Linked DNA regions of Homo sapiens: all the other regions are linked to region 2. A link is a loop called in an ENCODE intact Hi-C map of the cell type or tissue named here. Cell type or tissue: GM12878. All regions are shown on one strand. Links, peaks and the distances in the headings refer to the core of each region. The heading gives the core; the rest is flanking DNA. Region 1 overlaps LOC105379013 (a long non-coding RNA gene). Region 2 holds the start of LOC124900991 (a long non-coding RNA gene). Region 3 holds the start of LOC105379011 (a long non-coding RNA gene).

Region 1 (10,320 bases), core at 1,903-6,902, 280 kb before region 2:
GGCTCAGTTTCTTCTCTGTAAGAGAGGGATCCACTATGTGACCCCTAAGGTCCTTTCTTGCTTTTAAGTCAAACTGATTCAGATGTTATTAACTGACTAGTGCCCTCTACAGGCAACTTCCTCCACCGTGTAAGAATCCAGGAAGAGGATATTTGCAAAATTCTCTTATTATATTTAATGTTGTGACTTAGTGTGCAACATAATATTTTGTTATGTAATGAACCATGCTGTGAAGCAAATAAAAATGTTAGACTTCATCTAGACCTAATTTTACAGATAAAGAATATAAGGACCACCATGGCTGGGAACTTTTCCAGTTCCTTTGGGATAAGGCTGGGGCTTGGTTACAAATCCCTGATATTCAGCTTAATAGTGTCCAGTGGTGACCTTTCTAGTCTTTTATGGTTTTCTTCAAAACTCTCTTTCCTTCACTTCTCAGATAACATTGGAACTCCGCATTTTCTAAATTTTCTATGTACTTACTATCCTTAACAGTTGATGAACTGTGGATTTTTCCACTAGAGTGGGAAATGGCTGTGTAGAAGTTGCCTGGTAATGATGTGAGCACCTCCTGTGAGGGTTACTTTCTTGCAACCTTTCCTGCTACTGATGTGAAGGTCCTTTACTGACATTGCTAGTGGAAAATGTATGCATGCTCAATATCTGATTGATTCACTTTTAGTTCAAGGACTGCAAAAATTTTTAATCCTTCATGCGGAGACCTACTCAGAAGTTGGGACACATTATTCATTTCTAAGGTGGAGGACGTAGAAAAAATGTCCTGGACAGCTTTCAGTGAAAATCTGGGTCTGCTTAAGCCTGCTTTAAAATTTTCTAAAATGAATTCATGTTTTAATTTTTATTATTACAAAAGCAGCATTTGTGCCTTGTCGAAAGTTATAAATTCAGATAAAGAAAAATAAGAAAACGATAGCACCATATTCCTACCACCCATAGATTACCACTGTTAACACCTGTGTGTATATCCTTAAAGCTTTTTCTATGCGTGTATAAATATACATATACATATTTTTACCAAAATGAGATCATGTTGTACATGCTGTTTGTAACCTGCTTTTTTTAGTTAATGATCTCCATCTTTCCTTGCCAATAAATTTTCATCTTATCTAAAACCCAGTCTGTATTCAAATTCCTCCTGCTCGTCCCCAAAAATGTCCTTTCCAGTTGGTTTGTCCAAACCGAACTCAAACCTAGGGCCCTGCATTGCATCTAGTATTATGTCCCTTAAAGCTCTTTAATCTAGCATGGTTTCTTCCCTCCTTTTATTATTTTTTTCATGAAACTCCTTGTTGAAAAAAACAGGGAAGCTTTCTTTTGTTTTTTTCTCTTTCAGATTTTGTTCTTTACATAAACCAGATTTTTTTTTTAAAATTGCCCAACTTTTTGCTGTATCTTCACCTGCAAGAGATACTGCCTTAATGGTATGACAGATGGTCAACTGCTGAAATGTAAAGATTTTCGTCTAAAATGAAATCTGTAAACCTGCTCAAAAGCCTGGAAAACATCTCTATTTTTCTTTAAGTTTCCCCTCTGCCTGTCCCTCCAGCCCAGAACAAAGGATAATCAGTCAAAACTTGTGTCAGGCCCTATGATAAGCTATAGTGGTGAACCAAACAGCCATGGTCCCTGTCCTCATGGAGCTTATAGTCTAGGGAGGGAATCTGACCTTCAGTTAATCATTAACATTAAATGCTTAATTAGGTGATGACAAAGACAAATGCTGAAAAGGCAAAGGATAGAGTATAAGGTGTCCAGGTGTGAGAGGTGGCTCAGGAAATAAAGGGGCCTTGTCTGGTATATTACAGCAGCCTTTTCCAGAGAAATGGCATTGAGATTAGAACTGGTTAAGAAGAGAGGAAGGAGAAGACTGTTTCAGGCAGTGAAACCAGCATTTGCCAAGGTGCTGAGGTTTAGGAGTAGTTTCTAGCATGGCTGGGATAAAGGGGATTAGGGGAAAAATGGAATGAGATAAAGCTGGAAAGGAAGGCATGCAGCAGCTCATTCAGAGCTTATAGGCCATGTGAACAACTTTGGGCTTAATTATGTGGGCAAGGGGGAGCAATGAAGAGCTCTGAGATTTATATTTTACTAAGATCAGGCTGACTATTGTGTAAAGAGTATGTATTAGTTCGTTTTCACACTGCTGATAAAGACATAACAGAGACTGGGTAATTTCCAAAAGAAAGAGGTTTAATTCAACTCACAGTTCCATGTGGGTGGAGAAGCCTCACAATCATGGTGGAAGGCAAGGAGGAGCAAGTCATGGCTTACATGGATGGAGCAGGCAAAGAGAGAGAGCTTGTTCAGTGGAACCCCTCTTTTTAAAACCATCAGATCTCATAAGACTTATTCACTATCACGAGAACAGCACGAGAAAGACCTGCCCTCATGATTCGGTTACCTCCCACCAGGTCCCTCCCACAACACATGGGAATTCAAGATGAGATTTGGACAGGGACACAGCCAAACCATATCAGAGTACATGAAAGAGATAGGACTGGGCACGAATTACCAGTTAGAAGGCCACTGTGGTTGCGCCACTGAGAGATGATAGCTTGGCCTAAAGTAATGGCTGGAATGGATTGAAGAGGAGTGATTTCAGAGATATTTAGTGAATCAGCAAGTGGAACCAAAAAGACTTGAGGACTGATTGGATGAGGAGAGGTTAGGGAGAGGTAAAGGAAGGAGAGGAGCTAAGGATGATATATCTGTCAGCATTGTTTCTGTAGGGGTGATTGCAATCCCATTCAAACTGGCTTAAGCCTAAATGAAAATTTATTGATTCAAGTGAAGGAGAAGTCCTTGGGGTAGATCAGATACTTCATATATGGCTGGATCCAGGAGTTCAGATGATGTCTTCTAGAGTAGCTCTCTTTTGAATTCTTTATCTGGTGTAATGGCTTCACTCTCTGGAAAGCTCTCCTTGTGGTGGCAAAATAGCTGCTGGCAGCTCTAGGTTCACATCCTCAGAGGTTAGCAACTCCAGAAGAAGGCAACTTCTCAATAGTTTCAGGAAACTTCCTAGAATTGAGCCTTATTGGCTAGTCCTGGGTAACATGTTTACCCATGGAGCTAACAGGTAGGATTAATCTCACCTGGAGTAAAGACATTGTGAGCAGGAAAGGAAATTTGAAGAGCTATTCCCAGTACAAAGGTGAATGAGTGCTAAGTAGGCAAGAATGACAGTACTAATAAGGAGTCCAGGTAACTCTGAGGATTTTTACAGGCAAAACTGAGTGGATGGCGGAGGGATGGGGGTAGGGTTTATTCATTGAAGGAAGGGTAGAGTGTTGAGGGGAAAGATCACAAGTTCAGGTTTGCACATGTTCTTTTTGAGGCCTATTATCACATGGGGATATCAAGTGGGCAGATGGATCCATGAGTCTGATCCATGAGTATCAGTAGAAAATTCTTGGCAGTAGTTCAAGTTCCTGGAGTTATCACTGCACAGGATATGGACAGGATCATCTGAGGAGCGAGTCAGATGAGAAAAGGAAATTTAATGTCTGGGTAGAGGAAGAGGCTGCGGAGCCCAGAATAAAAGAAGGTCCTATCAGCTAGTTAGAAAGAAACCTAGCGGGAATGGTGCCATCAAAGTCAAGCCTCTGTCATGACAGTGAGTATGGAATGATTAACTATATGCCATGCCTCTGAGAGAGAAAATCAGATGCAGAAGTGTTCCTCAAATGTAGCAGCACTGAGATTGTTGGTGACCTTAGTCAGTGGAACAGGTGTCCTTAGAGCATTGGGGAAGGAAGCCAGGTTTGGTAGGTGGTGGAAGGGTGAATCAGAGTTGAAAATATGGTAAAGATTAGAAATTTACTATGAAGAAATGGAGATTGACAAAAGAATGGCAAGAGTAGGCAAAGGGGGTCTAGGAGGGGTTTTTGTTTTATGTTTTAAAAGAGACACTTGAACTTATTGAGAGGAAAGTTGGAAACACAAGCTAAAAGACAGAAGATGGGATCCACGGCATGGGTGGATGGAGAGATGTTGGAATTGAGAGGGACCATGTCCTCCACTGTACCTGGAAGCAAAAGGATGAACACAAAAGCAGGAAAGTTTGTATAGATCTCATGGCCAGAAATTGAAGTTGTTTCCATGTAATGGTTTCTATTATTTCTGTGAAGTAGGAAGTTACATTGTCTCCTTAAAGCGAGCAAGAAATCCAAGGTTTGAAGAGAACAGAGAGATTTGAAACAGAGTGTAGAAAAACAAACCAGAGGTAGAGTAGGATTTCAGAGCAGTGCCTGTGGCCCAGCAGGGGAGGAATTGGCCTCATCAGATCGGTTGGTGATTTCCCGCAGCAGTGCCCAGCAGCCTGAGCGCTCAACCTGAGAAGATGAACAGTGAGTCATTCAGATATGATGAAAGAGCACAGGAAAAAGGAGCTGATGGTAGAGTCAAACCCCACCACAACATTATATGTGAGATCCAAAAACTGAATTGCATAAAATGGAGAGCCTTGTTATAACTAGGTTAGTGAAATGAGGATAGGGACTGGGTGGAAGGTGGGAGCCAAACACCAATTACAGGCTGCTAACTTCGCACTGCAACAGGAGGTACCATCATGGGGGTTTTACTACATTTGCAAGGGAAAGATTGAAAGGATGAACCATAGAGTTCATGTTAGGAAGGAAGGGAGTGAGGAAAGGTGGGTGCTAAGGACAGGAAGAAGGAGGAGTTGACAAGAGAAGGTTCCAAAGAGGTGGGGGAACAGGCATGGAAAACATAGAGGGCTGGCCAACAGTGACACAGAATCAGGCTTGGGAAAGAAGGGCAGCCCTGGGCCATGGAAGCACACTGACCTAGGTGTTCAAAGACCTAGGTTCTAGTCCCAGCTCCACCACTTATTACCCATGTGGCCCTGACTCCAGATTCCTCATTTAAAAACTGGGAATAATGGCATCTTTCCTGTTCACCTCACTGAGCTGTCGTCACCAATTATCTGAAGTGCTTTAAAAGTGTGAGCTCTATTAGAAAACAGACCCAACAGTCTCTGGTTTCCTTTGTGGCAGAGAGGGGGTGTATGGAAAGGGAGGTGGTTACCCACAGACCCACCACCAAAAAGTGCTGGCCTCGCATGCGTGCAGTGCTTAGGTTAGGGAAGGAAAAACAGACACTGCATCTTCTGCCTTTAGCTGCTGCTGTTTACCAACAGGCTGTTCCTCAGCAGTGCTGTGGTTCTATTTTAATTTTTAATTGTTTGTTTTTATTCCATAACAATCAGACCTTCCTGGATCATTCATACACATCAAAACATCAGATGAGAGACACACAGCCCAAAGCCCTGATGCTTGCAGTGATACTCTGCAGGAGGCTACCCTATGTCTCCCCAACATTGGCCCTGTGTTTTTAACCCTTTATTCCTTTCCTTTTCTCCTTATTCTCCTTTTCCTATTAATCCCCCACTCTGGAAAAAAAAACATCCTTTTCTTTCTGTGGCCATCCATGTTTCAGTAAATGGCACTACTATCTGCCAAGTTGTTCAAGTCAAAACGTGAGAGTCTTTCATAATTCCAATCTTTCCCTCATATCCAATTCATTGTTACATCTGGTTGACAACTTCCAAGAGAAAGTCACTTTTTACCACCTTTATGGCCATCACCACAGTCCAGCAACCAGCATCTCTCTGTTTTTGTTTGCTTGTTTGTTTTTCAGGGACAGGGTCTCTTGCCCAGGCTGGAACACAGTGGAATGATCACAGCTCACTGGATTCTTGAACTCCTGAGCTCAAACAGTCCTCCCACCTCAGTCTCCCAAGTAGCTGGGACTACAAGCACACACCACCACATTTGGTTAATTAAAAAAAATTTTTTTTTTGTAGAGACTGGGTTTTGCTATATTGTTCAGGCTGGTCTCGAACTCCTGGCCTCAAGCAATTGTCCCACCTTGTCCTCTCGAACTGTTGGGATTCCAGGCGTGAGCCACCGCACCCAGCCAGCACCCATTGCATGGACAACTGTGATAACCTCTTATCTGGTCTTCCTATTTTTGTGTTTACCTGCCTACAATCCATTCTCCCCACAATCCGTTCTCTAAAGTCATCTTTTAAAAACACATGTCAGATGCCACTGAAAATGAAATCTGTCCCTCCCCCCGCCAACTACTTCAGTCAAGCCACCTGGGTCCTTTTTTGGGTCCTTGCTCTTGCCAAGCTTGTTTTAGCCTTGGGCCCTTTGCCACAGCTGTCCTCTTGCTTTGGAATGTTGTTCTCCCTGATCCCAGTTCTTTCTTGTTATTCAAATCTTAGATTTAATGCTACCTCCCCAGAGAGAGTCTTTCCCTGGCCACTCAGCCAAAAGTAGGTTGGATTATTTCATCTGTCTCACAGAAACATACACATCTTTTATCCTGTCCTGTCTCGTCTACCTCTTTCCCTGTTTCATTCTTTAAAAGGTTCTCTTTAACCCATTTCTTAAGTTAGCCTGTGATGTATATTAGACATCACTTAGAATCCTCTAAGCACCACCCATGGGGCTAAATTCATGGAGCAACCATATTGGCTTGGGGGTCACACATACTCCTCCCTTCCTACCTCTGTCCCTCTCTTCCTTCCTCTTGCCCTCCTTCTCTCCCCTTTTCCTTCATTCCTTCCCTCCTTTCCTCCCTCTTGTTGACATAATTAATTTGTAGGCTCTAATGAGCTGTTAGACTCGTGTTTTTAAACATCAAGGCAGTTATGGCCTAAGGACGGGAGGACCAAATTTGAAGTCCAAAGACTCAGGAGACTCAAGGGAAATTCTGTTTCCCTCCTATTTGTTTCTGAGCCCCAGTTTTCGTATATTTGAAGTGGTAGTAAAAACTACTATTTTACAGGTTTTTGCTGAGTGAGACAGTAGGTGTATCAGTTATTTACTGCCACAATATGTAATAACCACCCCAAAGCTTAGTGGCTTAAGCCAGCCATTTGGTGTTTCTCACACCTCTGTGGGTCAGCTGGGAAGTTTTGCTGATCTGGACTAGGCTCAGTCATGTATCTGCAATCAGCTGCCCACTCACCTGGGGTCTAGCTGGCTTAAGATGGCCTTCAGCTGACGCCACTCATCTCTGTTCCATATAGTTTCATCTCTCCCAGCAGGCTAGTCTGGGTTTGTGTTTCTGGTGGTGGCAAGGTTCCGAGAGAGCAATCAGACACCTTTAAGCACATTTCAAGTTTCTGCTTGCATCAAGTTTGCTACTATCCCATTGTCTAAACAAGTCTAATGGCTAAGCCCACTGCCAAAGGGCATGAATACAGGGATATGTGCAAAATCCTTGTCCAATAACACAACCCACCAAAATTGAATTGAATAATAGTGATGTGGTGCTTCCTCTCTTCCTTAATCTTCCTCAGCAGCCTTGAGCACTCTTTCTGATACGCTTTCATGATAGAAGTTATTGATAATTCCTAACATTTCCTAGACTCTATGTGCTGGGGCGCTCCAGATACAGCAGTGAATGTACAAAGTCTATTACATTTTAATGGTGGGGAACAGAGAGTGAATAAGTAAAGATTAAAATATACCCAATTCCACATACTGATGTGTGCTCTAAAAATACTCCTTTATATTTCTTTATGAGTGTGTTTTCCACACTATACCAGCATCGATCTCCTTTAGGACAGAGACTAAGTTTTCATCTTTGCACCTCAAGTCTCTAGTATGGTGCCTGGCTCCATAAGTGTTCAGTAAATAATAAACCTGCCAGTGGGCAGGAGAGCTCTGCAGAAGGCTTGGCAGTGAGGGGTGTGGAGCCATGGACTCTGCCCTGGCAGTAGCTATTTGTTTTCAAGAGCTCATTCCTGTCAAGTCTTATGTTTTCCTATGGGAAGGACTTCCCTTTCTCCCTGACGTGCCCTTCTCTCAGTAAGTCTCTATAGGGATGCCCCCTGGCTCCAATGTCTATCACAATGGTGATTCTGACCAATGGCTTGGTCAGCATTTACCCAGAACTGCTTCTCTCCTATAACCCGGGTGCAGTGGCTCACATCTGTAATCCCAGCACTTTGGGAGGCCAAGGCGGGCAGGTCAAGAGGTCAGGAGATCAAGACCATCCAGACCAACATGGTGAAACCCTGTCTCTACAAAAATACAAAAAATTAGCCAGACATGGTGGTGTGCACCTGTAGTCCCAGCTACTCGGGAAGCTGAGGCAGGGGAGTCACTTGAACCTGGGAGGTGGAAATTGCAGTGAGCCAAGATGGCGCCACCAGACTCCAGCCTGGTGACAGAGCTAGACTCTGTCTCAAAAATATAAATAAATAAATAAATAAATAAATAAATAAATAAATAAATAAATAAAAGAAGCTCTTGCGCTCCTCTTCTCGGGCACTTGTATGTCTCATCATAGGTCATTGTAGGAAAGTCAGAGAGGACAAGGGATAGGTAGGCCTAGGTGTTTTCCTCACTTCCATTTGGGATTGTGATGGTGGAAATTAATCATCTTAAGTAGAAAGGCTCCATGGTATCCCACCTCTCTCAATGTGAATGAGAGATAGACTAAAATTTATGAGTTTTGCCATTAAGCATTAGCGTTCCTTCATCACCTGGCTTGATTCTAGACCCTCTATTTACATGTTATTCAAGGCCAGGCATGGTGGCTCATGCCTGTAATCCCAGCATTTTGGGAGGCCAAGGCAGGAGGACTGCTTGAGCCCAGGAGTTTGAGACCAGCCTGGGCAACATGGTGAAACCGTGTGTCTATAAAAAGTACAAAAATTATCTGGGCATGGTGGTGTGCACCTGTAGTCCCAGCTACTTGGGAGGCTGAGGTGGGCATTGCTTGAGCCTGGGAGGTTGAGGCTGCAGTGAGCCAAAATCACGCCACTGTACTCCAGCCTGGGCAATGGGAGTGAGACCATGTCTTAATAATAAATAAATAAATATATTTAAAAATTGTTATTCAAGGCCTCTTTCCATAGACTAGTATGCCCACTTGAAGACATTGACTAGTTTAAAAAGTACAAATGTGGCTACTTGGCGGGTTTCTGACTGTTTAGCTGCTGAGCCTCCTCCTCCACTGAGGGCAATCCCACAGCATGAGTCTTGGTAGAAGACAGAACCTGCCTCCTGCCCTAGAAACTGAGAAAGCCAGAGTCTAACTTTCCTTCTCCTCACTGGCAGAGTGTGTGTGAGCAGCCTAGCCAATCAGATGCTCCAACCTGGGGCAGTGGAGCATTCTTCTCCCAGTGACCAAGGGAGCAGGGGTCACAGCACCAGCAGGAAGCAATATCTAACAACCAGCACCCAGAGGGACTATCTGTTATGGGTTGAATTTTGTCCCCTACCCCCTAAACTCATATGCTGAATATCTAACCCCAAGTATCTAAGAATGTGAGCAGATTTGGAGATGGGGTCTTTGCAGAGGTAATCAGGTTACAGTGAGGTTATTGGGGTGAGCCCTAATCCTACAGGACTGATTATAAAAAAGGGAAACTTAGACACAGAGACATACACAGAGGGAAGACACTGTGAAGAGACGTACAGGGAGGATGCCAAGTGAACATGAAGACACCATCTCCAAGCCAAGGAGAGCAGCCTGGATCAGATCCCTCACAGCCCTCAGAAGGAACCAACCCTGTGGACACGTTGATCATGGACTTCCAGCCTCCAGAGCTGTGAGAATGTGCCTCTTACCTAAGCCACACAGTCTGTGGCACTTTGTTACAGCAGTTCAGGCAACCTAAGACACCATCCTTACCAAAAAATTCTTGTGGTATGATTTTAGCTCTGATCCTTCATGATTCTCCATTTTCAGGCATTTGTGAAGCTATTAAATATCTTTTCAAGAAATTATGTTTTAGTAAAATCTGACCAAAGTTTGTTTTGTTTCTAATTAAGAAAACCAACAAGTACAAATACCATGTTCTGAAGCATTCTTCCTCTATAGGGACCTCTGGGTTCTTTTTTCTTCCTCTTTCATTGAAACAGCCCATGCTTCTGAGCTCCCTGGTCCAGCCAAGGTTTTGTAGGATTGGGATATCTGCACTTCTTCTGTGCTTAGTGGGCTTTTAACTAATCTAGTCCTGCTTCTCCCTTCAAACTTGATAATAAAAATGCAGTTTTCTTATACGACTCACCTCAGGGTTGACTGATTGTTGACCGTCTTCATTTAAATCATCCAGGATCAGTTATCATTCAAGTTGTACCACAGAGGGCTAATGTGCCTCCTGCAACATGGTACACTCTGCAAATATCAACAGGTTATCCCTGGCCCCAGTCCCTCAGGTTTTCCAACATTAAATGGAACACCAATTTTATTCCTGTGCCAGGATGTGTTTTCTGAGTAATTTACTCTGCTATCTTTACTTTGGGTTTG
Region 2 (10,320 bases), core at 3,013-8,012:
AGCTAGGGTGGAAAAATCAGGCTGACAACTGAGCATTTTCGTAGCTCATAAGTGCTTTTAGCCTATCTACGAAGTTATACCAAGTCTCCTAGGTAACTGGGACTATTTTCATTAAACTAGGAAATATTGAGCAGAGTGGATGGTGAATTGCATTGAGATTTTCATCTCCTGGCAGCTCCTTTGTTGGGGGGTTGGAGGTAACTTACCTCTCTGTGACTCAGCATGCTTCCCCAGTCACCAAAGGAGGAGGAAAGAAGAGAGCACTGAGTGGCCTTACAGGGAAAATTTGGAGGCATGAATCAATTAGTCCATGTTTATGAAGTGCATTGTGCTCCTTGAGTAATAATAGAGTGCCAGGGCCTGGTATTATTAGTTTTCACACAAGTCCCAAGATTAATTGGTCCTCTCAACCTCAGTCCCCAACTCACTAGTTCTGCTTTGTGTCCATCCTAAGTTACTTTCCTGGCAGAAAGCAACATCTGGGCTAGAGCTCTCCCTGTGGAGAGGCGAAGGGACCCAGTGCATCCTATAGCAACCCTTCTACCCAAGATGGACTCCTCTGAGCTGGAATTCACCTTCTGCTAACTCCTTGGCATTTGTTTAACACAGGCCAAGTAACCAGATCAAAAACTGAGGCTGCCGTCACATCCATGCTGTTTATAACTAGGCAGATTCCTTTTATAAAGCACAAATAACTTCAAAACATTAGGCAATCAAGGCCTCAACTTAACAGGTGGGAAGGGTCTGCACTTTATAACTGCATGCCTCTTTAGCATCATCTTCCCTTGCTCTTCTATTTCAGCATAAAGTCAACACAAAACCAGTTGCTTTTCATAAGTGAAGCCATTCCTTTCTTGAAGTGCCATTTCCTGAACAAAGAATGTAACAATAATCAGCTTCTCACAATCAAGTGAGTCTTGAATATGCCTGGCCTTATGACAGATTGCTGTTTTGTTAAGGAAACCATTGTTGAATGTGTTTGACTTTGACAATGTATAGTTTTAAATTCAAATCCAGAAGATTTATGTATTTGCCCTTGTTTCTATTACAGAATCTAAGGATATTAAGGTGAGAGGGAAGCTTAGGGACCTAATCAAAGTCCCTCATTTTAAAAGAAAACTGAAATTCAGGAAAATGAAGTGACCCATCCAAGGTCAGTCTGAGTGTCCTTAGTTCTCCTCTTTTCCTTATTCCACTTTCTCTCTCTAGAAATTTCATGTGGTCCCAAGTTTAAATGACCCTCACCTATTACTAAGTCCCAGACCTCTCCTCAGAACTGTGGTTTTCTATCCCAAGCCTCTCCTCTTATCCCCAAGTCCTAAGCCTTCTCCATCCCAATATTTTGCATCACTACTTCATACCTTCTCAGGTCCAAAGACCTTCCATTATTCTTTCATGTTCCATTTTTCATACACCCTATATCTAGGTTGGCATTTGTCCTAAATTAATTTAGGATATGGGTTGTATGAGGAATGGGACCTCTACTCCCAAAATAAATTACAAATTCAACCCTTTTCTTTACCCCTCTGCTATAACCCTAGTTCATACTACAGTCAGCTCCTGCCTATTTGAATAGCTCTGTAAGAGTCTCCCTCTTTTCACTCTTTCCCTTTCCTGTACATCTACCATGTGGTAATAAGAGTGGTCTTTCTAAAGCATCGATGCATTGTCTCACACCCCTGCTTAAAATCCCTAACACTTCAAATGCGACTTGAACTCTTTTTCTTTCTTTTCTTTCTTTCTTTCTTTCTTTTTTTTTTTTTAACTGAAACCTACAATCATGGCGGAAGGCACCTCTTCTCAGGGTGCCAGGAGAGAGAATGAGTTTTGAGTGAAGGAGGAAGCCCCTTATAAAACCATCAGATCTCGTGAGAACTCACTCACTATCATAAGAACAGCATGGCAGAAATCATCCCCATGATCCAATTATCTCCACCTGGTCCTACCCTCGACACATGGGGATTATTACAATTCAAGGTGAGATTTGGGTGGGGACACAGAACCAAACCATATCTCTGGGAGAGACCACAATGAGCAAAAATTGCACTGTAGCATCAGTTCCACACATGTGAGTACATACTATATACAAGGTCCTTTACTGAGGCCCTTCTGTGTGTCAAGCATCATGCTAAACATAGTACATTTAAGCCTTGAAAAAACCTGTAATAAGATGTACATACTCTTATATAGAGTATATAGATGAGGGAACTTCAGGCCAGAGAACTAAATAACTTTCTGAAGATCGTACAACCAGGAATTGCCAAACTAGGATTCAAGTTCAGATCTTAAAGTCTCAAAGTCTCCCACAAATCTAGGTCCTGGGGGGACACTGAGCCCCCAGAAACTTCCACTGAAGTTAGTGAGATAGGCAGAAATATGTTCATTGACAAGAAGAGGAAAATCAGTAGGGAAGTTGGTTACGAGGAGGAAGTGTTGTGTTTAGCCTAGCACACATTGGATTTGAAGTTAAGGATGGAGTGTCCAGGTGGGGATAGCCATGAACCAGAGAGAAATAGGAATGTGAAGGTCAGGAGATAGCCCAAGGCTCAGGCTGCTGAGATATGGAGATAAGAGTCAGATTTCTACAGGTAATTATAAAGCCTTTAACAAGAGGTTGGGGAGACAAGTAAGGTGACCACCCATGCCTAGGTCTATCCTAATTTTAGCACTGGCAGTCCCATGTCCCTGGAAGTCCCTCAGTTCCAGGCAAACCTGGACCACTGGTCAGGCTAGAAGACAGTATTTAAAGAGAAGGCATACAGGCCAAGTATGGAAACTGGAGAATATTTATGCTTAAGGGAATAAAGACAGGGACGAACTTGCTAAAGAGAGTGCAGTCAGAAAGGTAGACGTGACCAATGCATGCTGGGCTCTTGCTGTGAATTTGGGGCTGGGAATTCAGGTGGAAGGCATTGAAAGGAGAAGTCTCCATCAGAGAGGGCTGTGAGGAAAGTAGAACCATCAGATAAAACCTGGATTTCCATTAGGGCCAGGCAGAGAAAGGAACTTTGTGGAAAGATGGAAGACAGGACAACTGGAAGATACCAATAGTTATACCCACAAGAAGGCCTGAGACTGGAGAGGAGCTGGGCTGAGTGGGGAGGAGATTGCAGGAGGACTTGCTTTTCTAACTGGGGAGAAGGGCGTATCTCAATGGCATGGAGGAAGGAGCCAGGCTTGGACCTTTGGCCTTGAATCTTATCCCCTTCACTCAATAGCTGCGTAATTTTGGGCAAATACTTTCCCCTCTCCGAGATTCAATATCGTCTACTGTAAAACAGAGATAATAATATCCACGACCTTGCAATCCTAGAAATAGGATTGCATTTAGATCTAGGTAGCAATTAGTGGTAATGTACAAAGCAGGCTGTCAATAAAAGGTTTCATTGCTGGGTTATCAAATTTTTTTTTTACTAATATTGTGAGATTTGTCAGGGGCAACATATAAATATCAGAAGAAATTAACTAGGCAGAATTCTGTTGTTGAAGGAGTTTCAGGCCTTGTGTTTCTGCTTAAATATCACCAGGCTGACTGTGATGGAACTGTGAGGCACCCAGCTGATCATTTCTTAGAAGCTCGGTATAAGGGCAGATGGTAAGACAGGTCTAACTTTCAATGTCAAATGATATTATTAAAGTTAAACAGTCTGGATAGGCTTGGGGAGGTTAACTCCGCTTTCTATACTCTGCACACCCTAGAGCTAAGTGCCTAGAGCTGAAAGTGCTGCCAGCAAAGTGAAGCTGCTCTCGAGGGGAATACACTTGGCAAAAAGAGCGCTCATCAGGAGCAGGTGGTGAAAACTCCACTAAGTTAGTGAGAACATCTCAAAGCCCAGAATCTAGGCTTTAAATATTAATCTGACTTCAGTAAGAAAGAGCTAGTTTTTACCCATTAGCTGAGAAGCACTTCAGCTCTGACTTGTTATTTTTAAGCAGTAATGTTTTTTTAAAGAGTCCAATTCTGCTCCCCATAAGGGAGAGGACTAGCTTGAGCAAACCCCAGTGGTCTTTTTTCTTCAGAGTGTGGGAACAGAGAAGCAGTCGGCTATCATTCAGCTTGTGCCGTCCCGAGGTCACCACACCTGATGCTGGTTTAGAGATGAGATTAACCACAGTTCAAGAACAAACTCTCTCCGCAACGTAGGCTGGAATGGCTCCACGAGCCAAACCACTTGACAGAATTTTAAGAAACAGAAATCTATTGCTGTTTCCTTTCTATACTGGAAATATACAAGATATTGAGGCTACTCACCCCATCAGGCCACCAAAAATACGTGTATGTTCTATTGCCATCTGATGCCATCCTACCCCACATGCACAATGCCAGTGTGGGGGCTACAAAGTACCTCGGTGCCTATTTTAATCCATTTAGGCCACTCTAACAAAAATACCATAGATTAGGTGGCTTACAAACAACAGAAATTTATTTCTCAAAGTTTTGGAGACTGGGAAGTCCAAGGTCAAGGCACTAATCTTGGTTTCTGGGGACAGCACACTTCCTGTTCATAAGGCAGCAGTCCCTTTGCTATGGCAGAATGGGTAAGCGACCTCTCTAGGGTCTCTTTTCTAAGGGCATTAATCTTATTCCTGAGGGCTCCACCCTCGTGACCTAATCACCTCCCAAAGGCCTCACCTCCAAATACCCTTACACTGGGGATTAGGTTTCAACATCTGATTTGAAGGAGACATAAACATTCAGTCTATAGCAGTGCCCCAATTCTGGATTTTTTTTCCTCTCACTTTCAGAGCAGAACTCATCTGAGTGAGAATGATTACCTTTTCAAATAGATGTTAGTTTCATTCTAATCAGGGCTTTGGAAGAGAATCAGGGAAAGAGTCTTCTCAGAAAAGGAGTCTGAAAGAAGAAGTTGGCAGAATTTCAGCAAACAGGAGTTTAAAAAAATCTAACATCATGAATCTGTTCACTAGCAGGAAAGAAAATATATTGTATTTTCAAGGCAGGGTAACAATGTTGCATAACTTAGGGTTGGGGGGTTGGCATTCACTTTACAGTCTATGTGAAGGGTGCCCCCTAGAGTTGTACAGTGGGCAGCCTGTGCACCCAAATTTGAAAAGCCCTGGTTCAGGGTATCCAAGTCAGAAAAGTATCTACAATCATTTCCACACAGGCATGAAAGCTTTAGTCTATGGAAAAAATTAAGTTGTGATAGACTATTCTGTGGAAAATTCTTAATGCACACAGTGGAACCCAAATTTCCCACCGAAGTGAGTCCTAAATTATAACCGGGGTTGAGGGGGGACTTGGAGGTCATTTAGACCATCACTTCATTTTGCAGATGAGGCAACTTTAGCCCAGAGACATGTCTTGCCCAAGACCAGCAAGGCTATGCTAAAAAAGTGAAACAGACTTCCCCTGCTTCCCATAGATGGCAAAATAGGCCACTTTGCTGTGAATGGCATTCAGTCACCCAGACCCCAACCTGAGCCTAATTCATCATTATCATCACTCAGCACTTACGGAGCACCTTCTAAATACTAAGCCTTTCTTGAGAATACACAAAGAGTCTCTCCAAAGGTCCCAGCCCATGAGGCAACAGGAGGGCAGATCTTCGCATAAATCACACATCCTTTGGTCCAGGAAATGAAGACTTTGCTAGAAACGTTTCCAGGCACAAAAGTAGTATAACCCTCTTTGAGCCATGAATGGTTATGGTCCGTTGAACAAATCCTTATTTAGGCTTTTCTTTCTGAAGAATGTCCCCGTTGGAGTTGACTAACTTCTTTGAAGCTGCCTTGGTTTATTGGTTAAATATTTACTCATTAATATATTTAAAAGCCATATTATTTACACAATGGATTTGGAACCATTCTGGACTATTGGGTAATTATTACCTATTTAAAATCAGGCTATCCAAAGCAAGAAAACTGATGGTCATTTATAGGGAGAATGGGGAAATTTACAGGTTACTGAGGTTGATCTTTAATCTAAATTTTATTTTTAACCCAGTCATTCTACTCCTTCTAACGGGAGTTTAATGCATGTTTGAATGTGTGTGGTGAAAGTGAGGTGGGAGGAGAGAGAAGCCCTTTTACCAAAACCCAGTGCAATTAAACTGCTTTATGGACAAGCTCTCTGCCAAATTTCTTGTTGAAATCAAAGACACCTTTGAGTTTGTTATGCAAGAGCAGGGCAAAAAGCACCTGCAGTCACGTCTGTTTCTCATTTTGTACTCGTGTAACTCAGATGCCCTGTGGATTAAGTGGAATCTGCTCCTGAGTCGAAATCGTGTACACCACGTGTCAGCTCAGCTTGAATTTGGAAACAGGAGCTCAGAAGGTGCCATTCAAACATGTGGCTCTGGTTTTCCCCAGGTGTAACTTGAACGCGGGAGTCATGTTATGGGGCCCCTGCCCCCAGCTTCGCTCTAAGTAAGAGATACAGCAGCACCTTGTTTCCATTTGATCGTGCTGCCCCCCACTCCTCACCCGCATATGAGTGCCCATTTAGGCTTTCATGAGAGAAGGTGGAAAATGAGTGCTGTGAATGTGCGTGTGGACAGTTCATGACCTGTGCATGAATTTACAACCGTGTCCTGACACAGAGAAAGGAAGACAACCAGAATGCGTGACCAAACATCCCCAGGTAGCCAACATAGGTCACTTCTCTGGGCAGATACTGTTTGTGCCCTACTTAAATGTAAAAAGCATTCTCTGGGTCTAGAGAGGTTGCATTAGGGTAAAATAAGTACTCAGCTTTTATGTTAAGACTCCAACCAAATTCTTTCCAGTTTTAACCCAAAGAGGCCTCTTTTAAATATCACACTGATAAGGAATTCTGGATCTTGTCTCTTTGATCACATTTTAAAATATTAGCTTCTTATCTGCCTCTTCATTCACTCCGTGGATTCAACAAATATTTAATGAGTACCTGCTATGTGCTATCGAGCATCAGCAGCTCATAAAACACCAAGGACTTTGCTTTCATGGAGTTTCCTTTCTATCTGGGGAGGGGAAGTATTGGCTTTGAACTAGCTTGGTGAATATGTGTTCCAGTTAAAGTCAAGTCTCCATGTGGCATTCCAGATTTACACAGGATAAATTGGGATGTGATAATTTGCTTCAAAAAAAGATTCAATATTTTGCTAAAAAAAAAAAATCACAGAAGGATTCCCTTTAAATCTAAAACTCCTGTAGCGCCCCCTCCCAACCCAGTCATTTTATTTATTCTGCATTTTTTGAGGACTCCATGTATTATTAAATGGAGTGCCCTGCGCTGTTCTGAAATACATCCCCTAATCACCACCGTAGGTAGACAGTCACTTCCCCAGGAGGATTTGACTGCATAAAAGAAGTGCCTTATGAAAGCACTACTTATTCCAAAATAAAAACCCACCTATTCGGCAAGAGGCTACCGGCAGGCCCAGAGAGGAAAAACCCTTAGGGACTTCACTGTCAGTGGTTTCCCCAGAGCCTCTGTGCACCCTCAGTATTTAAGAACTGAGTTAAGGGCAAAAAAAAAAAAAAAAAATCTAGAGTCAAGTGGAGGTTTTCCTTTAAGTTTTTCCAGATTTTTCTCATTAACAAAAATGAGGTAAAAGAAAAACAAGCTTAACCAATACAATTTAAAAAATGAATCTGGCAAGGTGACGACATCACTTTTCTCTCTTGACACTTTGAACTACTTGGATACTTCATTATCTGTCACCAGCATCTCTCCTTGTAAGCACCAGCAATTTGGCCCATTAGCAGTTTGTGAGAACAGTGACTCCACTAAGCTTTTGTGTGAGAACATAGAGAGTCGCCACACAAACACACAGACTTAGAAGAAATGAGAGAGAAACTGAAATGAACGTTCCTAATATTACAGTGGCCCTCCTGTTATTTTCCCCATGTTGGGGTTTTATTGATCAGTGACCACATTGCTCCTCAGGACCATCACACTGCCAGGAAGCTTCCCGGTCCAGCTGCACAGTGGTTAGTTGGCATTTAAAAATAAAAAGAAATTCAAAAACAGGTTTTTGTTTTTTGTTTTTTGTTTTTCAGAAAAGTGAATGCCATATCATAAACTTCAGTTTTATGAGTGGGAAGCCCATCCCACTAATATCAGGGAAGGAAAGTGAAGCCAACCTTGGGTGGTGGTGTTTATCTGTTCAAGAAGGATTCATACTAAAAAGGCATCATATTAATTAGATAAGTTTAGCGGATACAGGTACAAAAGGGTATTCAGAAGTCAAATGAGCCATTCTTCAATTGAAGAACTTTGCTTTAGAATAATCATGCTCAGTGCAGTCATTGTCACTTAAATTAGCCCAGGAGGAAAAGTTTTCTTAAGAGAACATATGTACAAATAAAATGAGATTGAGGTAGGAAGAAATTAAGTGTTTTTTCTTTCCCAAGGTTAGATCAGTCTAAACAGACTATAGCAAAAGCCAAGCCTCATACACATGCCACAACCATCACTCTTCAAGGCCTCTCCTGGCCTCAGCATTTGGGTCTTCACTGACCCAGAGGCCAGGTCCAACACCCACTCTGTTACTTTTTCAGATAAAGACTTTCTGATTCCTCCAGGAGAGCCTGTGATAGCTGCCATCTGACACATTGCAGAATTATACTTGACTTTCTGAGAAGAACCAGATTCCTCTTGCTGCTGCTTAGACACAGCACTTAGAGTTTGTCTGTGGCTGGAATCCGAACTAAATAGCAACTATGCAGCTTCCTAGGCAGAATGGGAGGTGTGGAATCCACGTGTAGGTGAAGCAGAGAAACTCAGTTTTCCTTTGTCTATCACAGGCCCCCCTTCCTGGTGGAAGCACTGAGCAAAAGTATGCCTGGACTTCTCATTACAAGTCACCTGTCCAGGCACATCCTTCATTCATGCCACCATTTTCCTCAACTGATTTATTTAAATGAAAAGAACTGAGGAATATTTTCATGGAAAAAGAAAATGTCTCCTCAAGCATACCCAAGTTACTGGCAACTCCCAATATGAAAGTCAAGCCTGGAACTCTTGGTATCCAGGCTTTAGACCACATGGAAGCAGATAAAAATCTTTGAAAAATCACTCACAAAAGTCATCAACATCTTAAAGCCTATACGTTAAAATGCAATTCCTTCTAAGGCATTTACCACACAACAAGAAGTTAAGCCAATGGATTTAGAATGACACCATGGCTATTAAGAACTGCCTGCCAAGTGGCTGGTATGACACCCAGCACTGTGTTGCAACATCCTCTATTCCAAGTAACCACTTAGATCTTATGGTAAGATAAAACCTCAAAACAGACACATCGAAAAGGAGAAGGTAGACATTTGACTTCAACTCCATTTCCCAATTAAAACCTGTCAAACGAATGGTGGAGAAGAGTACGGAAAGACCAACTGCACTCAATGGCAACAGTCATCTGGAATTCCTAAGAGAGGTACAAGAAGATAATGAGAAGATTGAGGTTTAGAGTAGAATACATAGGTGTGTGCTTTGGAAATGTGGCATATTCATTTACTTTTTCTGTGTCTCAGTCTCTTCCGTATGGACTAGTGGAAGTTGATGATTCAGATTTCCTGAGGTTTCCCTGGAGATCATTTTTAAGACCTTGGGCTTACTGCCCCTATTCATGGTTCCATGTTCCTCTATTGCTTGAGCACAGTTTTTCAGTGCCTGCTTTTCCAAGACATCAGCATCAATTAATCCACTCTGAAATGCAAGGGTTATTGAAGAGCTAGGTTTCTTCTATAATAAAGGTGTATCAGGGCTTTTTTATTTCGTGAACTGTCCCAGTGGAGTATAACTATAGAACACTGTTCCGAAAATCCTTAGAGGTTTCGGATACACTGCTCAGAGATTCTTGAGAATAAAATTCTGCCATCTAATTGATTCTAATTACCAAACATTTTTGAAAGTTTATCAACTCTACTATCCATATTTATACTAATCCAAATCTAAAGTATTTCCTAGCTAGAATTCCATGATTCTGTAATTCTGGTCATAAGTTTTTTCCTCCCTCTATTCTTTTAAGAAGATCATATCAGTGAGGAGCTTCATTTACTATCTCCGTCTCTAATTCCTTCTCTTTAGTCCTCTGTGTGTCCATTAGAAATAAGGACCAACACATTCTTTTTTATGGCCATTTTCACTTTCATGGAAAACTCCATTTACAGAAAACTCCATTTTCACAGTGGACATTATTTTTAAAAACTGTGAAGTAGTTGCCATCAGTACATCTGACCACCTCATTAAAGAGCTACTGCTTCAAAAGCAGGTCTATCAGAAGGGACTCCTTGCTTAACCTAGAGACAGCCTAAGGAAACAGTTACCTGTCCATTCTACAAACGTCCTGATGTTCATTAAATATTATTAATGTC
Region 3 (10,320 bases), core at 2,168-7,167, 180 kb before region 2:
GGAGTAGAAATAATTATAATACTACAGTGCATTAACTCAGACTCACAGAATCTTGTCATGCTAAGAGTTTACATGAATTACTTCATTTAATTCTTACAGGAACCATAAAAAGGTGAGCAGCATCTTCATACCAATTTTACAGATAAGACAATAGAGGCTCCAAGAAGTTATGAAATGTATTCAAGATCATTCATCTAGCCAATTGTACAACAGAATTTAAATCCAGATTTCATGGCCTGTACTCTTACCTACTACTCCATGTTGGCTCTCTTACAGCCATTTATGTAGATTCCAACTATCGTGTAACTGTGAATTAATCTAATGAAGCATTTAAAAATAAATATTTTAAAATTTAAAAAGTAATTTTATGTTTGTTGTAGAAAGTTCAGAAAACTTAGAAAAGCACAAAGAATAAAATATTTATATAATTACATCATACAGGGATTGTTAATATTTTTGTATTCTCTACATCATACTTATAATAGATTAATATTGTGATTAAACTGAACAAATTTTTTGTAATCTGATTTTCTAAAACTTATTAAAATTATTAAAGCATTTTCTCATATCATTGTTATATTTCCCAAGATCATTGTAGTCATATAGCATGCTATTATGTGGATGCATAAACAAATTTATTTCATCAGTTTTATACTGTTGAATATTTTGGTTAATTTTTTTTTTATTTTAGGTCACAAATTTCCTTACTGATATAGCAGTTAAGAAGAAATCACGTAGGCAGTTAGCAAGGGTATGAGAGTCCCTGGTAAAGCTTTTCTTTTTGATGAAAAGCAGCCCCAGATCATTTTCTAACAAAGACCAGCCTGTAAAGTTGAGCTGCAGACATAGACAAGCAAGCTGGAGCTTGCGTGAGTGAATGCCAGCAGGAACTAAGAACTAGACATTTTCAAGAGGGCAGCTCCATCTTCCTGTCTCTGCCAGCCACATGTACTGTAAGGAGCAGACAAGATGGCGCAGATCAACTAGAAAGTCTATTTGCATAGTAAGACTAAGTTGGGACAACCAGCTTTCCCAGCACGCTACATAAATTTCATACCTTACCTGATGTGACCAATCTATGAGCCCTCTGCAAATCAGACACTGCCTCCTCAAAATGGACTATAAAATTCGGTGCATTCACCACTAGCCGGTCCTTTCCCTTGGAGACCCCTCTCTCTACGGAGAGAGCCGTCTCTTTTTCTTCTCTTCTGTTTATTAAACCTCTGATCCTAAACTTCTCGCTTGTGTCTGTGTCCTAAATTTTCTTGGCATGCAACAATTACCCAGACAACGTAGCCACTCCATTACTATAATTAATTATTTAATTAAAACTTTCATATATGTCTGATTATTTCTTCTGGATAAATACCTAAAAGAAGAATTTCCAGTTCAAAAGTAAAAAAAAATATAAGCTTTTTATTCTTTTTTGCCAAAATACACTCCAAAGATTGTTCTAATCTAAATTTTAACCAGTAGTTTTTTAATGTGGCCTGCTTTTATACACTCTAGCTAATACTAGTTTTATTATTTGGAATTGTTTTCTTTTCCTTTTAATACTTCTTCCCATGTATTTTATTATTTTATTTTATTTTATTTGTTTTTTTGAGACAAGGTCTCACTCTGTCACGCAGGCTGGAGTGCAGTGGTATGATCTCAGCTCACTGCAACCTCCACTTCCTGGGCTCAAGCGATCCTCCCACCTCAGCCCCCCAAGTAGCCATGTATTTTAAAATCAAAAGGGGAAGGACTTTTGCTTCCTTCCATGAAGGAGTAGTAATTGCATGGTCTTTGCACACCCTCCTCCAAAACCCATAAACAACTAGAAAACTAAATGAAATATATAAAATGTCTGTTTTCCAGCATTAGACAAGAGGCAGTGTAGGTCTATGATCCCTGAAAGCATGACTTGCAGCCTGGAAACAATTTCCTAACCTCAGGGCAGGAAAGGGGGCCCATGCAGAGCTTGGCAGTTTCTCTGAATTGAGGAGAGATAGGAGCTCAGAAAGGCTGAGGCAGCTGGAAATTACAGGGCAGCATTCCAGAGAAGGAGGAGCTACACAAAGGAAGAATGCCAGAAACCTGCATAAGAGTCCCATTGAGTGGCTGAATCCAAAACTGCACATGTGTAAGTGAACTCCACAAATCCAGGCAAAGAACAACTGCCGGGGTTTTCTATCGGAACAATTCTCTGAGCTCATTCAGGGCTGAATGACATTCAACGTTTTATTCCTTGGAGTGGAAAGACTCCATTTGAATATCTAGGTATTCAATAAAGACTACAGAAAAGCCAAGCCTTAGTAGTAGGAATAAACTAACACTACAATAAGGCTACTCTAGACCTATCCTAACAAAGCTTAACAATAAGGCTCAAAAGGATAAAACTGATATGCAAGTAACGGCCTGCCAAAGCAAATATCAACACTCTAAAAGACGATAACAAAATCCAAATAGTCAATAATATAACATTCCTAACATCTAACATCCAATAAAAAATTGTTAGATATGCCAAGAAGTAGCAAAATGTGACCCTTAATCATGAGAAAAATAAGCGAATGGAAATAAACCCAAAAGTGGCTAAGAAGTACAATTAGCAGACAAGAACTTTAAAAGAACTACTATCAAAACCCAGCAATTTAAGAGAAAGCAAGGACATAAATAAAGAAGTTGAATATATGAAAAGGAGCCACACAAATGTTCTAGAGTTCAAAAATAACATATCTGAAGTGAAAAAAGATTCACTTAATGGTCTTAACAGCAGATAAGACACTGTAGAAAAAAGGCCAGCAAACTTGAAGATATAGCAATAGAAACTATCCTAAATCAAGCACAGAGAGCAAAAAGGCTGGAAAAAAATGAATGAAACTTTAGTAAGCTGTCAGACAAGCAGTCTAACGTACATGTAATTGGAGTCTCAGATTGAGAGATAAGAGAGGAAGAAGTAAAAAAAAATTTAAAGAAATAATAGTTGAAAATATTCTAAAATTGATAAAAATAATAAGCCTACATGTTCAAAAAGCATGAGAAATGCAGGGCAAACACAAAAAAACACCACACCAAGTGTGATAGCCAACCTTCAAGATGGCTTCCAGTGACCCTCATCTGCAGGTATTCATGCCGTTGTATGGTTTCCTTCCATACAAAATAGTGCTGACCTGTGTGACCAATTGGATATTGTGGAGATAATGGCATGTGACTTCTGAGTCTAGATCACAAAAGGCACTGCAGCTTCTGCCTTGCTTTCTTTTGAATCACTTGTTCTGAGAGAAGCCAGCTACAATGTCATGAAGACACTCAAGCAGCTCTGTGAAGAAGCTCATATGTAAAGAAATTGAGGCCTCCTATCCAAGTCACCATCAACTTGCCAGACACATGAGTGAGCCATCTTGGAAGCAGACCCTGCAGCGTCAGTCAAGCTTTTAGATGACTCCAGGCCCAGTCAACATCTTGACTGAACCTTCATTAGAGACCCACAGCAAAACCAAGTAAGCTACACCTGAATATCAAACCCACAGAAATGGCAAGAGATAAGTGCTCGTTGTTTTAAGCCACTTGACTTTGGGGCATAATACTTTACACAGAAATAATTAGTTGTGTTTCTATTTGCTCATAAAAAAAGAGGAAAACAAAATCAAAAAAAAAAAAAACCCTTAACAATAGCTATGAAACAGCATCTACTGAAAATTACAGAACATTACTAAGAGAAATTAAAGTAGACCTAAATAAATGGAGCTACCTACCGTGTTCACAGAGTAGAGGACACAAGACTATTAAATACCACTTTTTCCCAAATTAATCTATAGGTTCTAGCAATCTTTTCGTAGACACTGATAAGCTCATTCTAAAATGTATATGGAAATGCAATGAACCTAAAATAGCAAAATAAATCTTGAAGTAAGAACAAAGCTGGAGGCCTTATATGCCTTACGTCAAGAATTATTACAAAACTACAGAGCTCAAGATAATGTAGGGTTAGCATAAAAGTAAACATCTAGAAAAATGGAATGGAATACAAAGTCCAGATATGGATCACACATATGTGATCAATTGGCTTTAGCAAGGGTACAAAGACATTTCAGTGGTAAAAGGAAAAATTTCCAACATATGGTGTTGAAATTACTGGAAATATATGAGGGGAAAAATGAACATCAACTTTTATCACACGCAGCATGAAACAGTCCTAGAACTAAATGTAAAAGCTACAACTGTAAAATTTCTAGACAGAATTTCACAAAGAGAAAGTTTTTGTTCACAAAGAAACAGGAGAAAATCTTTGTGACCTTGAGATAGGCAAAGATTTCTTACGTAGTACACCAAAATCACAAATTATAAATGAAAAAATGATAAATTAGACATCATCAAAATTTAAAATTATTATTCTTCAAAAATCACTATTAAGGAAACAAAAAGGCAAATCACTAAACAGAAAAAATATTTGCATACATGTATAGCAAGGTGTCTAAATCTGGAAAATAGAAAGAACTAATAACTCGATAATAAAAAGGCAAACAAATTAAAAATGAGCAATGGATTTGAATAATAATTTCTTAAAAGAAGGTGTATGAATGGCCAGTAAGCACATGAAAAAGTGTTCAACTTTGAGTAATGAATTGTACACCTTAAATGGGTGAATTGGATGGTATGTGAATGATATCTTGATAACACTTACGTAAAAAATGAAACAATGAAGCTAGGAGTGGAGGAAGGAGTAAATTGCAAAGACACGTGATACAGAAAAAGTGGCAGATAGGAGGCAGGACTAACTTGCAGATCCCACCTGGACAGACACAGCAGTGTGTGGAGAGTCACATTGTGAACTTTTGCTCCAAGAACTCCTACAGGAACATACAGGGAAAGCCGAGAGAATCTACAAAGCCTGTGAAAGAGGTGGAATGCCACTGCAGCTCTGTGAGACAGCCAAGGAACTGTGAGTCCACTTTCTTTCTCACCTGGGAGTCTCGTAACCTGGGACAAGTTCTCAGCCTTGCTCACTGGTTGCCTGGAAATAAATTCAGTGCTGTTTGCGGGGACATGGTGGGAGTGAGACTGGACTTTTGGGCTGCATGGGAGACGGGTGAGGCCTGTGGTTGCCGGGTTTCCCCCACTTTCCTGGCAACCTGTGTGATGCAGCAGTGGCAGCCATAATCCCTCTGGGACCATAACTCCACTGGCCTGGGAAACCACAACTCCATCCCCCACAGCAGCTGCAGCAAGCTCCACCCAAGGAGAGTCTGAACTCAGACAGCCTAACCCCGCCTCAACGTGATGATCTTTCTCCACCCACCCTGGTAGCTGGAGACAAAGGACATAATCTCTTGGGAGCTCTATAGCCCTGCCCACCACCTGATACTTGGGCAAGCTTGTATCCTCCCTATACTACTGCAGCTGATGCACTTTTGAAAGTGCTACCTTTTGGCTGGAGGCCAGCCAACACAAAATCAGTGCACTTAAAAATACAACCACGGACCCCTCACAGAGTCTACTTCAGTTCCCTGCTACCTCCACCAGAGCAGGTGCTTGTATCCATGGCTGAAAGACCTGAAGACGGATAACATCACAGGACTCTTTGCAGATATTCCCCAGTACCGGCCTGGAGCCCAGTAGCTCCGCTGAGTGGCTAAATCCAGAACAGAAATAACAATAATGGCAGTTTGGCTCTCAGGATGCCCCATCCCTAGAAGAAGGGGGAAAGCACCAAATCAAGGGAGCACTTCGTGGGACAAAAGAATCTGAACAGCAGCCCTTGAGTCCCAGATCTTTCCTCTGACATAGTCTACCCAAAAAAGAAGGAACCAGAAAAACAATTCTGGTAATATGACAAAACAAGATTATTTAATACCCCCAAAAGATTATACTAGCTCACCAGCAAAGATAAAATCTCTGAATTGCCAGGAGAAGAATTCAGAAGGTCGATTATTAAGCTAATCAAGGAGGCACCAGAGAAATACGAAGTTCAGCTTAAAGAAATAAAAACAATGATACAGGATATGAATGGAAAAATCTCCAGTGAAATAGATAACATAAACAAAAGACAATCACAAATTCTGGAAATGAAGGACACACTTAGAGAAATGCAAAATGCACTGGAAAGTCTCAGCAATAGAATTGAACAAGTAGAAGAAGAAACTTCAGAGCTCAAAGACAAGGCTTTAGAATTAACCCAATCCAACAAAAACAAAGAAAAAAAAATTTTTTAATGAACAAATCCTCCAAGAAGTTTGAGATTTTGTTAAACAACCACACCTAATAATAATTGGCATTCCCGAGGAAAAAGAGAACTCTACAAGTTTGGAAAACATATTTGAGGGAATAACCAAGGAAAACTTCCCTGGCCTTGTAGATCTAGACATCCAAATACAAGAAGCTCAAAGAACAACTGGGAAATTAATTGCAAAAAGATCATCAGGTTATCTAAAGTCAAGACAAAGGAAAGAATCTTAAGAGCTGTGAGGCAAAAGCATCAGGTAACCTACAAAGCAAAACCTATCAGATTAATAGCAGATTTATCAGCAGAAATCCTACAAGCTAGAAGGGACTGGGATCCTATCTTTAACCTCCTTAAAGAAAACAAGTAACAGCCAAGAATCTTGTATCCAGTGAAACTAAGCTTCATAAATGAAGGAAAGATACAGTCTTTTTCAGACAAACAAATGCTGAGAGAATTCACCACTACCAAGCCAGCACTACAAGAACTGCTAAAAGGAGCTCTAAATCTTGAAATGAATCCTCAAAATACACCAAAATAGAATCTCCTTAAAGCATAAATCTAATAGGACCTATAAAGCAATAATAAAATGAAAAAACACAAGGTATTCCGGCAACAAATAGTATGATTAATAGAATAGTACCTCACATCTCAATACTAACATTGAATGTAAATGGCCTAAGTGTTCCACTTAAAAGATACGGAATGGCAGAATGGATAAGAATTTACCAACCAACTATCTCCTTCCTTCGAGAGACTCATCTAACACATAAGTACTCACATAAACTTAAGATAAAGGGGTGGAAAAAGATATTCCATGCAAATGGACACCAGAAGCAAACAGGAGTAGCTACTCTTAAATTATACAAAACAAACTTTAAAGCAACAGCAGTTAAAAAAGATGAAGAGGGACATTATATAATGATAAAAGGACTAGTCCAACAAGAAAATACCACAATCCTAAATATATATGCACCTAACACTAGAGCTCCCAAATTTATAAAACAATTACTACTAGACTTAAGAAATGGGATAGATGGCAACACAATAATAGTAGGAGACTTCAATACTCCAATGACAGCACTAGACAGGTCATCAAGATAGAAAGTCAACAAAGAAACAATGGACTTAAACTATACTCTAGAACAAATGGACTTAACAGATATTTACAGAACATTCTACCCAACAACTGCAGAATATACATTCTATTCATCAGCACATGGAACATTCTCCAAGATAGACCATAAGATAGGCCACAAAACAAGTCTCAACAAATTTAAGAAAATCGAAATTATAGCACATACTCTCTCAGACCACAGTGGAATAAAATTGGAAATCAACTCCAAAAGGGAGCCTCAAAACCAAGCAAATACATAGAAATTAAATAACTTAGTCTTGAGTGATTGTTGGGTCAACAATGAAATCAAGATGGAAATTTAAAAATTCTTTGAACTGAGTGATAATAGTAACACAACCTACTGAAACCTCTGGGATACAGCAAAGGCAGTGCTAAGAGGAAAGTTCATAGCATTAAATGCCTACATCAAAAAGTCTGAAAGAGTACAAATAATCTTAGGTCACATCTCAAGGAACTAGAGAAATAAGAACAAACCTAACCCAAACCCAGCAGAAGAAAAGAAAGAAAGATCAGAGCAGAACTAAATGAAATTGAAACAGTATATGTATATATATACGTATACATACACACACACATATACATATATATATATACACACATATATACATATATATACATGCACATATATATATATGAGACAAATGAAACAAAAAGCTGGTTCTTTGAAAAGGTAAATAAAATTGGTAGATTATTTGTGAGATTAATTAAGAAAAGAAGAGAGAAGTTCCAAATAAGCTCAATTAGAAATAAAACGAGAGATATTACAACCAATACCACAGAAATACAAAAGATCATTCAAGGCTACTATGAACACCTTTATGCACATAAACTAGAAAACATAGAGGAGATGGATAAATTGCTGAAACTATACAACCCTCCTAGATTAAAGCAGGTAGAAATAGAAACTCTGAACGGACCAACAATAAACAGTGAAATACCAAAAAAAAGGTCCAGGACCAGAAAGATTCACAGCTGAATTGTATCAGACATTCAAAGAATAATTGGTACTAATTCTACTGATACTATTCCAAAAGATAGAGAAAAAGGAAATCCTCCCTAAATCATTCTACGAAGCTAGTATCACCCTAATACCAAAACTAAGAAAGGACATAACAAAAAGAGAAAACTACAGACCAATATCCCTGATGAACATAGATGCAAAAATCCTCAACAAAATACTAGCTAACAGAATCCAACAGCATATCAAAAAGAGTATCCACTATGATCAAGTGGATTTCATACCAGGATGCAGGGATGTTTTAACATACCCAAATCAATAAATGTAATATACCACATAAACAGAATTAAAAATCACATGATCGTCTCAATCAATGCCAAAAAAGCATTTGACAAAATCCAGCAACGCTTTATGACTAAAACCCTCAGCAAAATCATCATAGAAGGGACATACCTTAAGGTAATAAAAGCCATCTATGACAAACCCACATCCAACATTATACTGAACAGGGAAAAGTTGAAAGCATTACCCCTGAGAACTGGAACAAGACAAGGATGCCCACTTTCACCACCTCTATTCAACATAGCACTGGAAGTCCTAGCCAGAGCAATCCAACGAGAGAAAGAAATAAAGGGCATCCAAATCATTAAAGAGGAGGTCAAACTGTCAAACTACCGCTGTTTGCTGATGACATGATCGTATACCTAGAAAACCCTAAAGACTCATCCGAAAAACCCTGAGAACTGGTAAATGAATTCAGCAAAGTTTCAGAAAACAAAATTAATGTACACAAATTAGCAGCTCTGCTATACACCAAGAGCAATCAAGCTGAGGATCAAATCAAGAACTCCACCCCTTTTACAATAGCTGCAAAAAATAAAATACTTAGGAATATACCTAACCAAGGAGGTGAAAGACCTTAAAAACAAAACTTCAAAACACTGCTGAAAGAAATTATAGGTGACACAAACAAATGGAAACACCCCCTATGCTCATGAATGAGCAGAATCAATATTGTAAAAATGACCATACTGCGAAAAGCAATCTACAAGTTCAATGCAATTCCCATCAAAATACCACCATCATTCTTCACAGAACTAGAAAAAAAAATCCTAAAATTCATATGGAAACCAAAAAGGAACCTGCATAGCCAAAGCGAGACTAAACAAAAAGAACAAATCTGGAGGCATCACATTACCTGACTTTATATAGTATAAATAGGCCATAGTCACCAAAACAGCATGGTACTGGTATAAAAATAAGCACATAGACCAATGGAACTGAACAGAGAAAATAGAAATAAAGCCAAATACTTACAGCTAACTGATCTTCAACAAAGCCAACAAAACCATGGAGTAGAGAAAGGACTCCCTATTTAACAAATGGTGCTGGGATAATTGACAAGCCACATGTAGGAGAATGAAACTGAATCCTCATCTCTCACCTTATCCAAAAACCAACTCAAGATGGATCAAAGACTTAAATCTAAGACCTGAAACCATAAAAATTCTAGAAGATAACATCAGAAAATCCCTTCTAGACATTGGCTTAGGCACAGACTTCATGACCAAGAACCCAAAAGCAAATGCAACAAAAACAAAGATAAATAGATGGAACTTAATTAAACTAAAAAGCTTCTGCACAGTAAAAGAAATAATCAGCAGAGTAAACAGGCAACCCACAGAGTGGGAGAAAATCTTCGCAATCTATGCTTCCAACAAAGGACAAATATCCAGAATCTACAAGGAATTCAAACAAATCAGCAAGGAAAAAACAAACAATCCCATCAAAAAGTGGTTTAAGGACCTGAATAGATAATTCTCAAAAGAAGACATGCTAATGGCCAACAAACATATGAAAAAATGCTCAACATCACTAATGATCAGGGAAATCAAATCAAAACCACAATGTGATATCACCTTACTCCCACAAGAATGGCCATAATCAAAAAGTCAAAAAAACAATAGACATTGGCATGAATGTGGTGAAAAGGGAACACTTTTACACCGTTGGTGGGAATGT

The links. A loop is a pair of places that touch in the nucleus more often than their neighbours do. Peaks named below come from ENCODE experiments on the same cell type or tissue, not always from the same donor. Only the 100,000 strongest peaks of a DNase experiment are listed, where the experiment ranks them.
Region 1: a loop joins it to region 2, with 2.6 times the contacts of the local background. A loop is called at or near these places in 7 of 110 quality-filtered maps.
Region 3: a loop joins it to region 2, with 1.9 times the contacts of the local background. A loop is called at or near these places in 3 of 110 quality-filtered maps.

What each region holds. Positions count from the first base shown.
Region 1 is chr5:68,460,243-68,470,562 of GRCh38, forward strand. All of the region lies in intron 3 of LOC105379013 (a long non-coding RNA gene), which reads right to left. Among named protein-coding and RNA genes, the nearest start is that of PIK3R1, 250 kb to the left of the region's middle. RefSeq lists a silencer at 5,840-6,134. In GM12878, for the core only: no CTCF peak of the experiment used is centred there; a DNase peak (open chromatin) is centred at 4,356.
Region 2 is chr5:68,740,677-68,750,996 of GRCh38, forward strand. All of the region lies in intron 2 of LOC105379013 (a long non-coding RNA gene), which reads right to left. LOC124900991 (a long non-coding RNA gene) reads right to left here and starts at 5,717. Exons shown (of 2, transcript XR_007058807.1): 1 at 5,480-5,717; 2 at 4,403-4,855. In GM12878, for the core only: a CTCF peak has its summit at 5,036 (motif pointing left); no DNase peak of the experiment used is centred there.
Region 3 is chr5:68,560,466-68,570,785 of GRCh38, forward strand. The region is part of intron 3 of LOC105379013 (a long non-coding RNA gene); the gene reads right to left. LOC105379011 (a long non-coding RNA gene) reads right to left here and starts at 6,111. Exons shown (of 4, transcript XR_001742694.1): 1 at 4,947-6,111. RefSeq lists an enhancer at 5,159-5,208. In GM12878, for the core only: no CTCF peak of the experiment used is centred there; a DNase peak (open chromatin) is centred at 5,206; H3K27ac peaks cover 209 bases.